2 separate regions of the Homo sapiens genome follow, and region 2 is linked to region 1. Evidence: read pairs that join two places in POLR2A ChIA-PET (ENCODE). Cell type or tissue: PC-3. All regions are shown on one strand. Each heading gives the region's core, and the rest is flanking DNA. Links, peaks and the distances in the headings are about the cores only.

The links. ChIA-PET counts read pairs that join two places held together with the same protein. Peaks named below come from ENCODE experiments on the same cell type or tissue, not always from the same donor. Only the 100,000 strongest peaks of a DNase experiment are listed, where the experiment ranks them.
Region 2: POLR2A ChIA-PET joins it to region 1 with 17 read pairs; 2 of 35 experiments call an interaction of 5 or more read pairs at or near these places.

What each region holds. Positions count from the first base shown.
Region 1 is chr4:65,444,881-65,449,880 of GRCh38, reverse strand. The region is part of intron 5 of EPHA5 (EPH receptor A5); the gene reads left to right. Among named protein-coding and RNA genes, the nearest start is that of LINC02835, 210 kb to the right of the region's middle. In PC-3, for the core only: no CTCF peak of the experiment used is centred there; no DNase peak of the experiment used is centred there.
Region 2 is chr4:65,186,554-65,194,449 of GRCh38, reverse strand. No RefSeq gene overlaps it. Among named protein-coding and RNA genes, the nearest start is that of LINC02835, 51 kb to the left of the region's middle. In PC-3, for the core only: no CTCF peak of the experiment used is centred there; a DNase peak (open chromatin) is centred at 3,479; H3K27ac peaks cover 278 bases.

The DNA of each region.
Region 1 (5,000 bases), core at 1-5,000:
TGTTTCAGGCCTCCCTCCTAGGTTCTGGGTGGTGGCAGCATAGCCCCAGTGTCCACAAGGCATTCTTGTGGAAAAAGGGTACCTGTGTGATACCTGTGTATTTGTTTCCAAATCTCTCTTTTGTATGAGGACACAGTCATATCAGAGTAGGGCTCACCCTAATGATCTCATTTTAACATGGTCCTGCAAAGCCCCTATTTTTGCAAAGGTCAACTTCACGAGTAATGGGATTGGGGACTTCAACTACTTTTTGGGGAACACTGTTCAACCCATAACAATACTTAGATATCAACTTCACTATATAATTGTTATATGAATATACGACAGTTTGTCCATTCTTCCACTATAAGACTGTTTGATATTGTCAACTTCTTGTTCTATGACAATCTTTGTACATATCCCTTTCTGCTTCTGTTCTTGGGTTTTGTTGTGGCAGATACATAGAATTAAATTTATTCTGTGGCAGAAGTTTTCAAGTTTCCCACCAAAGTGTACAAATGTGTACTATAAAAAATGTAAGTCAGTGCAAAAGGCTCTTTTTTTAAACCCTCATTAATGCTTGCTTTTATCATATTTTTGAATTTAAGGTGCTAAATGTATCCCATTTTATTTTATTTGCATTTTCCTGATTCTGAAAAACGGTTTTAAACTTTTCATATAATTTTGGGCATTTGAGTTTATTCTACAAATTGCCTGGTCATAGTTAAACAATCTTTTACTTAGGAATAATCCTTTTTAAAATTTATGTTCACTAGGTAGTAATTTTTATTGTTTTTAACCCAATGAATTTTTTTCTTAATATGTAGTTTTTAAATACATTTTTGTTACGTTATTTCTTACTTTGACAAGTATAAAACTGTCCATCTGTTCTGTGTGATTTGTACCTTGTCAATTTTTTAAAAATTATTTCTTGGAGTGTGATATAAAGATATGGTCATATATTCCCATCTAAAAGTAAATTTGGATTTTCACATAGAGATCTCTAATTTCCCTATGATTTATTTTCTTATATATTATGATGTGAGTGTCATTTCAGTATGAATAATTTGCTTCTCAGTGCCCCTTGTTAAAGAGTTTATCATTTTCTTATGAGTAATGACACCTCTGTAATATATAATACACTCACATATACATGGCTCTTTCTCTAGTTTCTCCATTGTGTGCTTTGTTTATTCAAAATAACTGTAAGTACAAAGTCGTTTTGTTGTTGTTGTTGTTTGTTTCTATGTTTTCGAGATGGAGTCTGGCTCTGTCACTCAGGCTGGAGTGCAGTGGCATGATCTCAGCTCATTGCAACCTCTGCCTCCTGGGTTCAAGCAATTCTCCTGCCTCAGCTTCCCAAGTAGCTGGGACTACAGGCCTGTGCCACTACACCTAGCTAATTTTTGTATTTTTAATAGAGACGGGGTTTCGCCATATTGGCCAGGCTACTCTGGAACTCCTGACTTTAAGTGATCTGTCCTCCTCGGCCTCACAAAGTGCTGGGATTACAGGCATGAGCCACCACACCCAGCCCTAAAATGTATTTTTGTTTTTTAATAATAAATATAATAATTACAATGTCATAATTATTATAAAATTACAATGTGTCTGTGATTTTTTCTGTCCTTTTTTTTTTACTTGTTTTGACTATTCTTTGCTTTTTTTATAGCTTGGTGATTTTTTTTTCATTTCTCATGACATACTTTTAATTGTCCTCTAAAAGAGCTTGTTATCAGTGTAAATCACAGTTTATACATCATCTTACTTTCTTCTCTGTTGTCTCTTAAATTTTTTATTGTCTTTATGATTTTTACAGTTTTCATATAACAAGAAATTGATATTGGTATTATTTTCACTTATAGGTTTTGGAAATCATCATGATTGTTGAATATGCAGTTATATCTATCACTTTCATCTATTTTAGAAATTGGTCATTGTTGTGTCTTTAAATCTTATGTTCTTGTTCTTTCTACTTTATTCTTTTGACACTTTTGTTAGATAAATGCTGGGTTTTCTCATTATATCTTTCATGTCTTTTCCCTCTTATTAGGTTATCTTAAAAATTTGTCATTTTGTTGTAATTTCTTCAAATCATTTTTTTTTTGGTCAGATAAGGGTAAATTTATTCAAGTAATACCAGAAATTCCCAATTGTTTTTAGTTTTCCTCCTGTCCAATGAATGCACTTTTCACAAGTAAATAGATTCATCTGTGGTAAATAATTTAACATTTTAAGCTGTCTGTGTTGGCAAGGAATGGGATATGAATGCATATTGTTGATTTAATGTTGTCTAAGCAAAAATAGTAGTAAGATTTAGAGGTCTTCCAGTTTTTGTCAATTTTTGCTTCAATAAAATTTTATCACTCAAGTCTAGGCTTCAGAATTAGGAAAAAATATATATATTATATAAAGTTTAATATATATATATATGTGTTTCTAATATATGACAGACTATTTCTCATAGTTATCTGGCCCCAAATCCTCTTTTCAGAGTAGCAACTGGTACAAAAGGAGCAATAATTTTGTTTGACATCAACTATAATGGTTGTCATAGTATATTGAATGCAGTAACATTATTTTGCAGGGGTATGTGGAATATCTAAGTGAATATCATAGTCTCCACCCAATAGCAAATATCTGCTTAGAAACTATTGCCATATTCTAACTGTTTTATTTACAGCCTTACCCACCCCCCAACCCGCAATCCATTGTTCTCAATGTAATCAGAAGAACAATAAGTAAAAATTAGCCAGGTGTGGTGGCACATGTCTGTGATCCTAGCTACTTGGGAGACTGAGGTGGGAGGATTGCTTGAGCCCAGGAGTTCAGGGTTACAGTGAGCTATGATCATGCTACTGCACACCAGCCTGAGTGACAGAACAAGACCCTGTCTCAAGGAACAAAAAAAAAAAAAAAAAAAAAATGAGCTTTTAAAAACGCAGACATGGTAATAGCAGTCTTTAATTCTAACTATTGAATATAACCAGTTGGTCTTAGAATAAATTATTCAAACTCTTTAATATGGCTTATTGGAGCTATGTTATTTGTCCCTGCTTTTGTTATTACTTGATGTTTTATTCTCCAACTTCACCATTTGTGTCGCAGCCATATAGAAACATATTTAAGTATCTCAATATCATACAATGACCCCCAATCCCTCCACAACACATACACACATATAATGTACTTTATGTCCATACATGCACCCCATGTGCATACATGAGCATCCCTACACTCTTTTATGTGACTATTTCTGTACATTATTCATATCTTAAGTTATAATTCATTTCCTTTAGTAGACTTGCCTGATTCTTCAGGTCCAGAAGAGGTGTTTTACATATGTGTTCCCATAGTACACTATCCTACCACTATAGTTATTTCCACATTGTAATAGCCTCTTTTACTTGTTTGTATCCCTCACTAGAAGCTAAGTTCTACAAGAATAATGCTTGTGGCTTTCACAGTTTGCTTGTTTTCCTTTTCCTGTAGTGTCACAGTATCTATCAATGCTTTTAATAAAATATACAGGAAAAAGCATATTTATTAAGTAAAGTAATGATTAAATGAACAAATAAGTTTTTTGACTGATTATGATAGGATTTTATTCCAAATAGACCTAATTCTAGTCATTATATAAAGTTATTCATACTAAGACAATAAAGCAAAGATAATACCAAGTTTTAAAAATAATAGACAATTGGTACAATTGCATTAAGCAGACATCTGTAGTTATTGAAGGCATTGTAACCCATTGAAACATTTGTTATTATATTAAAAATATCATGAGGGTGAAGCAGATAATTGACATGATCTAACTTTTGTTTTACAAAGATCGCTTTGACAGCTATGTAGCTAATAGCTATGTGGCCAGAGTGGAAGAAAGAACACCAGTTAGGATGTTATTTCAGGACTCAGGAGAGATAGTGGTGGCCCAGATGACACTGGTGACAAAGGAGATGGTATATTTTGAATGTTCAATTTCAGAATGAACTCAGTATTTAAGAAGCACGCCATCCCTAATTGGTAATATTTCTATTCCTTGAACTACTAGAGAAGATAAAAGAAGAAATTGTTAGCTTTGCTCCTGAGGTTTTATCCATATGTGGATTTGAAGTAGTTTGACGTATAGCTATTTGAACCAAAATTAATATTTTTGTACAAGAACATTAAACTTTTTGTTTAATGAATGTAGTAAGTGTAATCTGTCAAACAGAAGGTCACCAAGTAAAGGTATGGAACACCAACCTATAGGAAAAAAGGGCTAAAATTTTAGATAGCAACCGATTTCTTTCAAGCTTGCAAGTTAAGGCTGGAGTACACAGATATTATATTTAATGTGAATTTTCTTGATGATAAATTTTCTTTATAATGCTCACAGTCCTGTTGGCATCTTCATTACTACGAAACTATATGACCAATTAACTTTTCTCATAAAGAAGCAATATTTGAAGGCTTCCAGCTATTCATCATTTGCTTTGAACTAGGCTTTTTCATCTGTGATTATCAATGCTCTTAAACACTGATGAATAAGTCAATTAAATAACATATTGTTTAAAAATGTAATATTTTTGTTCAATCAGTTATAAACTTCATAGTCACATACTGGATTAGATAAAGAAAATCTAAATTATTTTGAACAATTTGTTTGTAAATTTAAAATGTGCATATAACAAATTTAAATCATGAACCCCAACACTAAATTTCAAGGTTTTTAAAGTATAGATTGATTTAAAGTTACCATGGCCCTCAGTTTATGGATATCCTATAAAAATGTGTATCCAAAACATGAATAAAAAATAAGAGACATTTGCAGACTAGAAAAAGAAGTATTTTATTTATTTTGAAGTGCAGGATAAAACATAAATCACAGTAACATTTCTGAATTCAACTCTTCTAAACTCCAATACTATTTATTTCTTTGCTATATTTTCTGTATTGTTTAAACAAAATAAAAATGTGTTAAGTGACTAATTCAAAGAAAAACTGAGAAAAATATCAATTTTTTTAGGTACCCAGGA
Region 2 (7,896 bases), core at 1,338-6,337, 260 kb after region 1:
AGAGGAGAGAAGAGCTGCAGGCCTTTGGGGAGCCCTGACCTAGGAGCTCCTCGAGCCAGGGCTGTGACACTCTCTTTAGGGATCTACTGTGACACTCTCTTTAGGGATCTCTTCCGGGTACCACCACATTCCCTGGTGTCAGCCATGGAAGCTGCTTGTGGTATACATGGTCTAGCTGCAGCCTTGCAGGGAGCCAGTGCCTGTGCCAGCGTCTGGAGCTGTCTGCCCTGCTGCAGCCGGCATGCCTGGCTGTGTGCAGTGAATGAACCCCAAGCTCGCTCACACACCCCTTGCTGCTCCTTGCCTGGCTTGCCCTTGGCAGGCGTGGGATCCAGGCCAGAAGTGCAATCCGAGCTCAGCCTGCCAGGCTAAGTGGCAGAATAAGCCCAGTGGGCCAGTGCAAAACTCAGGCAAAGATGCCACCAGCCACAAAGGTTTTCAGCTGGTGAAACGACACCCCAAGTATCCTGTAACACGATATTTTTCCTACACATACATACCTATGATAAAGTTTAGTTTTTAAATTAGTCACAGTACTCTTGCCCTTTGGAGCCATTATCAAGTAAGACAAGGGTTAACTGAACACAAACACTATGATACCTCCAAAGTCAATCTGATAACCGAGATGCTACTAAGTGACTATGGACTAGAAGTGTCTAAAGCAGGGATAAACCATATAAAAGAGTGATTCACATCGCAGGTAGATTTCATCATGTTATTCAAGACAGCGTGCAATCTCAAATTGATGATTTGTTTATTACTAAAATGTTTCATTTAAGATTTTTAGATTACAGTTGACTTAGAGTAACTAAAAACACAGAAGGCAAAACTTTGGATAAGGGAGGACTACTGTAGGTGGTACATTTATGTGGGTTAAGGCATACATAAAATATCTCCTCGAAACCATTTAAAACATGAGAAATAAGGATATAATATTTCTGAGTGGAAATAAGTACTTTGTAAGACAGTACTTGTGGTTTTATTTCTTTATACACAAACTTAAGTATGCATACAAAGTGCTAAGAATTTACAATGTAGCATCCATCTATATGTTTATACATAAACCAATTATACTTAACTTTTCCATATAAACATTTTTCTCATCTATAAGATTACTTTGTGCAAGTTAAATAACCTCTCTTGATTTGAACTCATCTTCAAATAGGAGTGAATGTAATTTAAATTACTTATCAGATTGTTGTAAGCATTAAATAAGATAATACATGTAAAGTAGTTAGGCAAACATTGAGCAAATAAATAAAATAGATTATCATCTAGTGACACTGAAGCCATCATAACATTGCAGCTCAATGCATTAATCATGTGTTTGTGGTGATGCTGGTATAAACAAACCTAATGGGCTATCAGTTGCATAAAAGTATAGCACATACAATTATGTACAGTACATAATTCATAATGACAAATGGCTATGTATTGGTTTATGTATTTCCTATACTTTTTATTAATTTAGAGTGCACTTCTTACATTTATCTGAAAAACAAAACAAAAAAAACATTAACTGTAAAACAGCAGGTACTTCATGAAGCACTCCAGAAGAAGGGAGGAGATTGACAGCTCTATGCCTGTTGTCCATGAAGGCCTTTCAGTGGGACAAAATGTTGGGGTAGAAAACAGTGATATTGATGATTTTGACCGAGTGCGGGCCTAGATTAATGTATGTGTTTGTACCTTAACAAAACATTAAAAAAAATTTAATAGAAAAAATAAACTTGCCCTTTGTGATGGCTTATGCATGTAATCAACACTTTAAGAGGCCAAAGTTGGGTGGTATCTTGAGGCCAGAAGTTTGAGACCAGACTGGGCAACACAGTGAGACTTCATCTCTAAAAACAAACAAACACCTTATATAATAAAGACATTTTTAAAAGAAAATACTTTTCCACAGTTGTACAACATGTGTTTTAAACTGTGTTATTACAAAAGAGACAAAAAGTTAATAAAAATTTAAAAGTTTATAAGGTAAATAGTTACAGTAAGCTACTAAAGTTATTTTACTATTGAAGAAAGAATTTTTTTATAATTTTAGTGTAGCTTAAATATACAGTGTTTATAAAGTTTACAGAAATGTACAGTAATGTCTTAGGCCTTGACATTCACTCACCACTCGCTCACTGACTCACCCAGGGCAACTTTCAGTCCTGCAAGCCCCATGCATGGTAAATGCCCCATAAAGGTGTACTATATTTGTTCATTTATTTAAATTCCTTATAGATTCTGTATATTAGACTTTTATCAGAGGCACAGTTTGCAAATTTCTTTTCCCATTCTGCAGATTGTCTGCTTACCCTATTGATAGTTTCTTTTGCTAGGCAGAAGCTCTGTAGTCTAATTAGGCCCCATTTGTCTATTTTTAGTTTTGTTGCAATTTTGTTTGGCATCTTCATCATGAAATACTTACCAGGGCCTATGCCTAGAATGGGCAAAGGACATGAACAGGCACTTTTCAAAAGGAGACATATATGTGACCAACAAACATATGAAAAAGTGCTTAATATCACTAATGATTAGAGAAATACAAATCAAAACCACGAGATACCATCTCGCACCAGTCAGAATGGCTATTATTAAAATGCCAAAAAATAACAGACCCTAGCAAAGCTGTCAATAAAAGAGAACACTTATACACTGCTGATGGGAATGTAAGTTAGTTCAGGCATTGTGGAAAGCAGTTTGGTGATTTCTCAAAGAACTTAAAACAGGACTACCATTTGACCAAGCAAGGCCATTATACCCAAAGAAATATAAGTTGTTCTACCATAAAGATACATTACTAATAAGTTTATCGCAGCGCTATTCAAAATAGCAAAGACATGGAATCAACCTAAATGCTCATCAATGGTAGACTAGATAAAGAAAATATGGCACATATACACCTGGGAATACTATGAAGCCATAGAAAATGAATGAGATAATGTCCTTTGCAGCAACATGGTTGGAGCTGGAGGCCATTATCTTAAGCAAACTAATACAAGAACAAAAAAGCAAATACCCCATGTTCTCACTTATACGTGAGAGCTAAACATTGAATACTCATGGACACAAAGGCGGGAAAAATAGACACCAGGGCCTACTTGAGGGTGCAGGGTGGGAATAGAGTGAGGATCAAAACACTACCTATTGGGTACAATGCTTATTACCTGGGTAATGACATAATATGTACATGAAACCTCTGTGACATGCAATTTATCTATAGAACATATCTGCTTATGTACCCCTGAAACTAAAATAAAAATTTTTTAAAAATAAAAAAATTAAAATACAAAGGCGTATCCTTTTAAATCTTTTATATCATATTTTTACTTTATCTTTTATATGTTTAGATACACAAATATTTGCTATTGTGTTACAATTGCCTACAGTGTTCAGTATAGTAACATGTTGTACCGGTTTGTAGCCTAGTAGCAATAGTCTATACCACATAGCCTAGGTGTGCAGTAGGCTATACCATCTAGGATTGTTTACACTTTGTGATGTTAGCACAAGGAAATTGCCCACAGGGTGCATTTCTCAGAATGTATCCTCATTGCTAAGTGACTCATGACTGTATAAATTTTATTATTGGTATTATTAAATTTATTTGTAAGAATAAGTTAGTGAAATAATAAAGTTTACTTATTTTAGAATAATAAATAATAAACAAGTTAAAATAATTAACTAATAAAACCAACGCACTAAAATTTTTAAAATTTACTTAGGTTTTAAATATTTTTTGTTTTGTGTTGTGTTTTAGAAATAAATCTTATTTAAATTTTACTTTAAAATTCTACCAATAATTTGTATTTGTCCTTGTATTCTTACAAGATCATGTTTTGTTTTCTAAATGTTTTACTTTATTTTACTTATTGTTAGATTTGTTTATTGATTTCTGCATTTTAAAATTTTTATTTTCTAAATATCAATAAATGCATTTTTAATTAAAAAATTGAGAAAATTTTAGTTTCCCATGTCACTATAGAAATAATACACTGTGTACACTTTTCTCAGTTTTCCCTAAAGGCAACATTTTATAAAACTATATGTGATATTATATTACAACCAGGCTATTGACATTGATAAAATCCACTAATCGTATTCATACCTTCCCAGTTTTATTTGCAGTTGGTTGGAAGCTATGCCCGTATGTGTACTAAGTTCAATACAATTTTATTACCTTTGTCTATTCTCATGTACACCACCACATTCAAGATACTGTACTGTTCCAAAACCACCAGCATCTCTTCACTTATGATACTGTACAGTTCCAAAACCACTGGGATCTTTTATAATTTTGTATGTAACAGTTATGTGTGTATTAAGTACGTAAACAGTTATCTAAGATTAGTGGTAATGATTACTGATCCTTTTTTCAGAAAGAATGACTGTACCATTTACATTTCCAGGATCTCTCATGCTGTTCTTTTACAACCATTTCTATATTTTCTCTCAGCATGTTTCCCTAGAGATTCATATAAGATATTGGCATATTCATAGTTTATTTGCTTTTTTTCCAAGTACAATTCTAATGTATGAATGTGCCACAGTTTGTTCAACCATTTATCTGTTTAAGACCATGTGGGCTGTTTCCAGTTTTTGGTTATTACAAATAAAACTGTCACACACCTTCATATACAGGTTTTTGTATGAATATAAATTTTCCTTTCTCTGTGATGAACACCCAGGAGTAGAATTGTCAAGTCATATGGTAGTTGCAGTTTTAGTTGAGTTGAGTTGTTGTTTTAAAAAAGATTACTGGCTGAGCGAGGTGGCTCCCATCACTTTGGGAGGCTGAGGCAGGCGGATCACTTGAGCCCAAGTTGTTTAAGACTAGCCGGAGCAGCCTGGCAAAACAACTTCACTATAAAAAAAAACAAAAAAAAATTAGCTCGGCATGTGGCGCAAGCCTTTAGTCCTAGCTACTTGGGAGGCTAAGATAGGAGAATCATCTGAGCCTGGGCAAATTCAAGGCTGCAGGGGGCCATGACTGCACCACTGCACTTCAGCCTGGGCAACAGTGAGACTGAGACTCTGTCTCAAAAAATAAAAAAATAAAAAAAAGAAGAAAGAGTGGCTGTACCATTTACATTTCCACCAATGATGTAGGAGGTATCCAGTGTCTCTGTACCCTTGCCAGCATTTGGTGTTGTCACTATTTTTCATTTTAGCCACTCTGATACATATGTAGTGATCTCATTGTGGTTTTAATTTGCATTTCCTTAATGTCTGATGATGTTGAACATCTTTCCATGTGCTTATTTGTCATCTGTACATCTTCTTTTGGTAAAGAATAAATATATTTTTACATTCTTGGGGAATGTCTCCATTTGATAAATTCCCTAGTTAACCTACACAAGAGTGGTGTTTCAAAAGAGATCAGCCAAGCCCAACCACTTGAACTATGAAAAATGTCGTTTTAAGCCACTGAAGATTTGGATGGTTTATTACATAACAATAATAGCTAACAATAGCTAACTGATAGGCCTGCTTTGCTTCCTTTATAACCTCCCTATATGAATCCTCCAAACATCCAATCCCTGATGCAGTATTGATTCAAAGAGTTTCAACAAATTAACATTTGGAAATAGGTTTATACACTTGTAACAAGAGTATAGTAATGCTTATGTTGAAACTGTTTGATGAAGATAAATGAGAATTTACGTGAAATGCTTTATCCGTGGTTTGCATTCAATAAATGCCACAGGCAATAACAATTATTAAATATTTTATCTTAATAAATCCCAAGGAATATGGTCCTTCTCTGTTAACTTGTTTCTAAAAGATTAAAGGCCAATCACTCTGAAGAGGCCAGCCACCTTGTGATTGACTCCAATGAGGTTTGGCTCATATTTGGATCATATTTCTACCATTTGCCATAATTTTCATCCATAGTCCTACCATCTATCATCAACTGTTCATTCCATCAATATTTGTGCTATCTTCCTTCTTACTATGTTGGGGTTTCAAGGTGCAATATTTTGTACAAAAAAAGCAAATGACTACTATTAATACTTTCTATGATCACTATAATTTTATGAAGTATATGAAGTATTAGATATTGAAAATAAAAACAATTGGTTATATGTGAAATATTAACTTATTGATGTTCATGTAGCCGTATATGAAACTCATATTCTAATATCCTTGCAACAGCCTTACCAATAAAAATCTCCTGATAGATCAGATAACAATATCAAGTGAAATATGGTATGACCACTATAGCTTTTAGCGTAAATTTGCAGATTTAATGACTATTAGATGGTCTGAATGGATTCAATTCTGGTATTATAAGTATATTGGTCATATTTTTTTTGAAATTGTTATTAAAAATAATTTGTTATTTTCAAAATAATGCATAATAAAAACTAATTTAATACCAAAATGTCTTCAGTATTTATCCTTATTATTATATTTGATATTATATTCCAAAATTATTGTTGATTTCATACACAATTATTGGAGATTTGACTAGTTATTGGAAGAATATTTTGCAATTAATTTACCAAGATAGGTCCACTAGCATGGTGTGTGTTCAAAGCCAACATTCCACGGAGATTTTACAACTTCTCATGGTGAAGCTACAAAAATGTTTACTGGAATAAAATTATTTAATCATTGCTTTCCTGTGGATAATTTTAGAGATACTAGACAATTTGTTAATATACTGTATTCAACTGAGGATGATTTAAGGAAATTCTGGCTTTAACTCGGGACTAAGCTCAAGTAGAAATGGATGATACTTCGTTCTAAATGAGAATTTTGATAAGATTCCTAACTTTTCACCAAGTAATGTTTATTTTATTGGAAATTTATGTAATGTTTACAAGCTATATCTTTCCAACTTTAACTCACAACTCAAAATATTAACAATTGAAGTCTTTTTTTTTTTTTCGAAGAGACTAAGGTGTTTTCTCTCAAGTTTTGATCAAAATCTCACTAAGAAGGTAGAATTTAGGGGAAATTTCTGAAAGATGTGCAGTCCTTACAATCTTCTCACTCTCCTTTAGTAAGCCTGACAATTAAAAAATCAAGTATTTCCAGTATAATATTTCAGTTTTACAGAAAATTATTTGAGTATGTTGCATTTTATATTATGTCCTTGACTTTTATCTGTATCATAAGAATAAGCATATGAAATAGAATATTGTAAGAAGATCCAGATGAAATACTTCACCTTTTTTATTAAAGGAATGAGTGTCGAGTATATTGACCCTTGTAGTATTACTGAAAAAAATTAGGAATTAAAGTATTCCTTTAAACTTTGGTGTTTAGAAAAGTTTGGTCTTTCTTAAAGGATGAAGTTACTTCCTCCTTTTTGAAAATGTCGTCATGTAATTGACCATATTTTAATCATATTTTTCTCTTTTGGTTTCAAAATTGAAAACAAACATTTTAACCACTCAAATTTTAAAAGTTTGTTTATTTCAGTTCCTCTCTCTAGTTTTCATTACTACTTATATAATCTTTCACTCACTTATTTTTATTTTTTCTGTGCACCAATTATCCTATTCTCTTTCAAAACAAAAACCCAGAAAAACATTACAGATTTCTCATAAAATGAAGAGTTTTGAAACCCCCAAAAATAATATTTTATTTACTGTTTGATAATCTCTACCTTAAATCAGATCTGCAAATATAAAGTTTATAGTCTCTAGATTGAGCTCTTCTCATCCTCCAGGAATCTCTCAAATTGTTACAATTGCTTAATTCTTGAAAATATACATTTCATATTTATCCTTTTCCTATCTCTAATTTTCAACTTTTATTTTTCTCCTTCCTCTTCCTTCTTCTCCTCCTTCTTTTTCTTTCCTTTTAACTTTCCTAGACTTTGTAAATACTGTTAAACTCAGTTCTGTGTTTATACTGCTTTGGGGCCTGTTGGTTTCACACTTTCTATAGCTC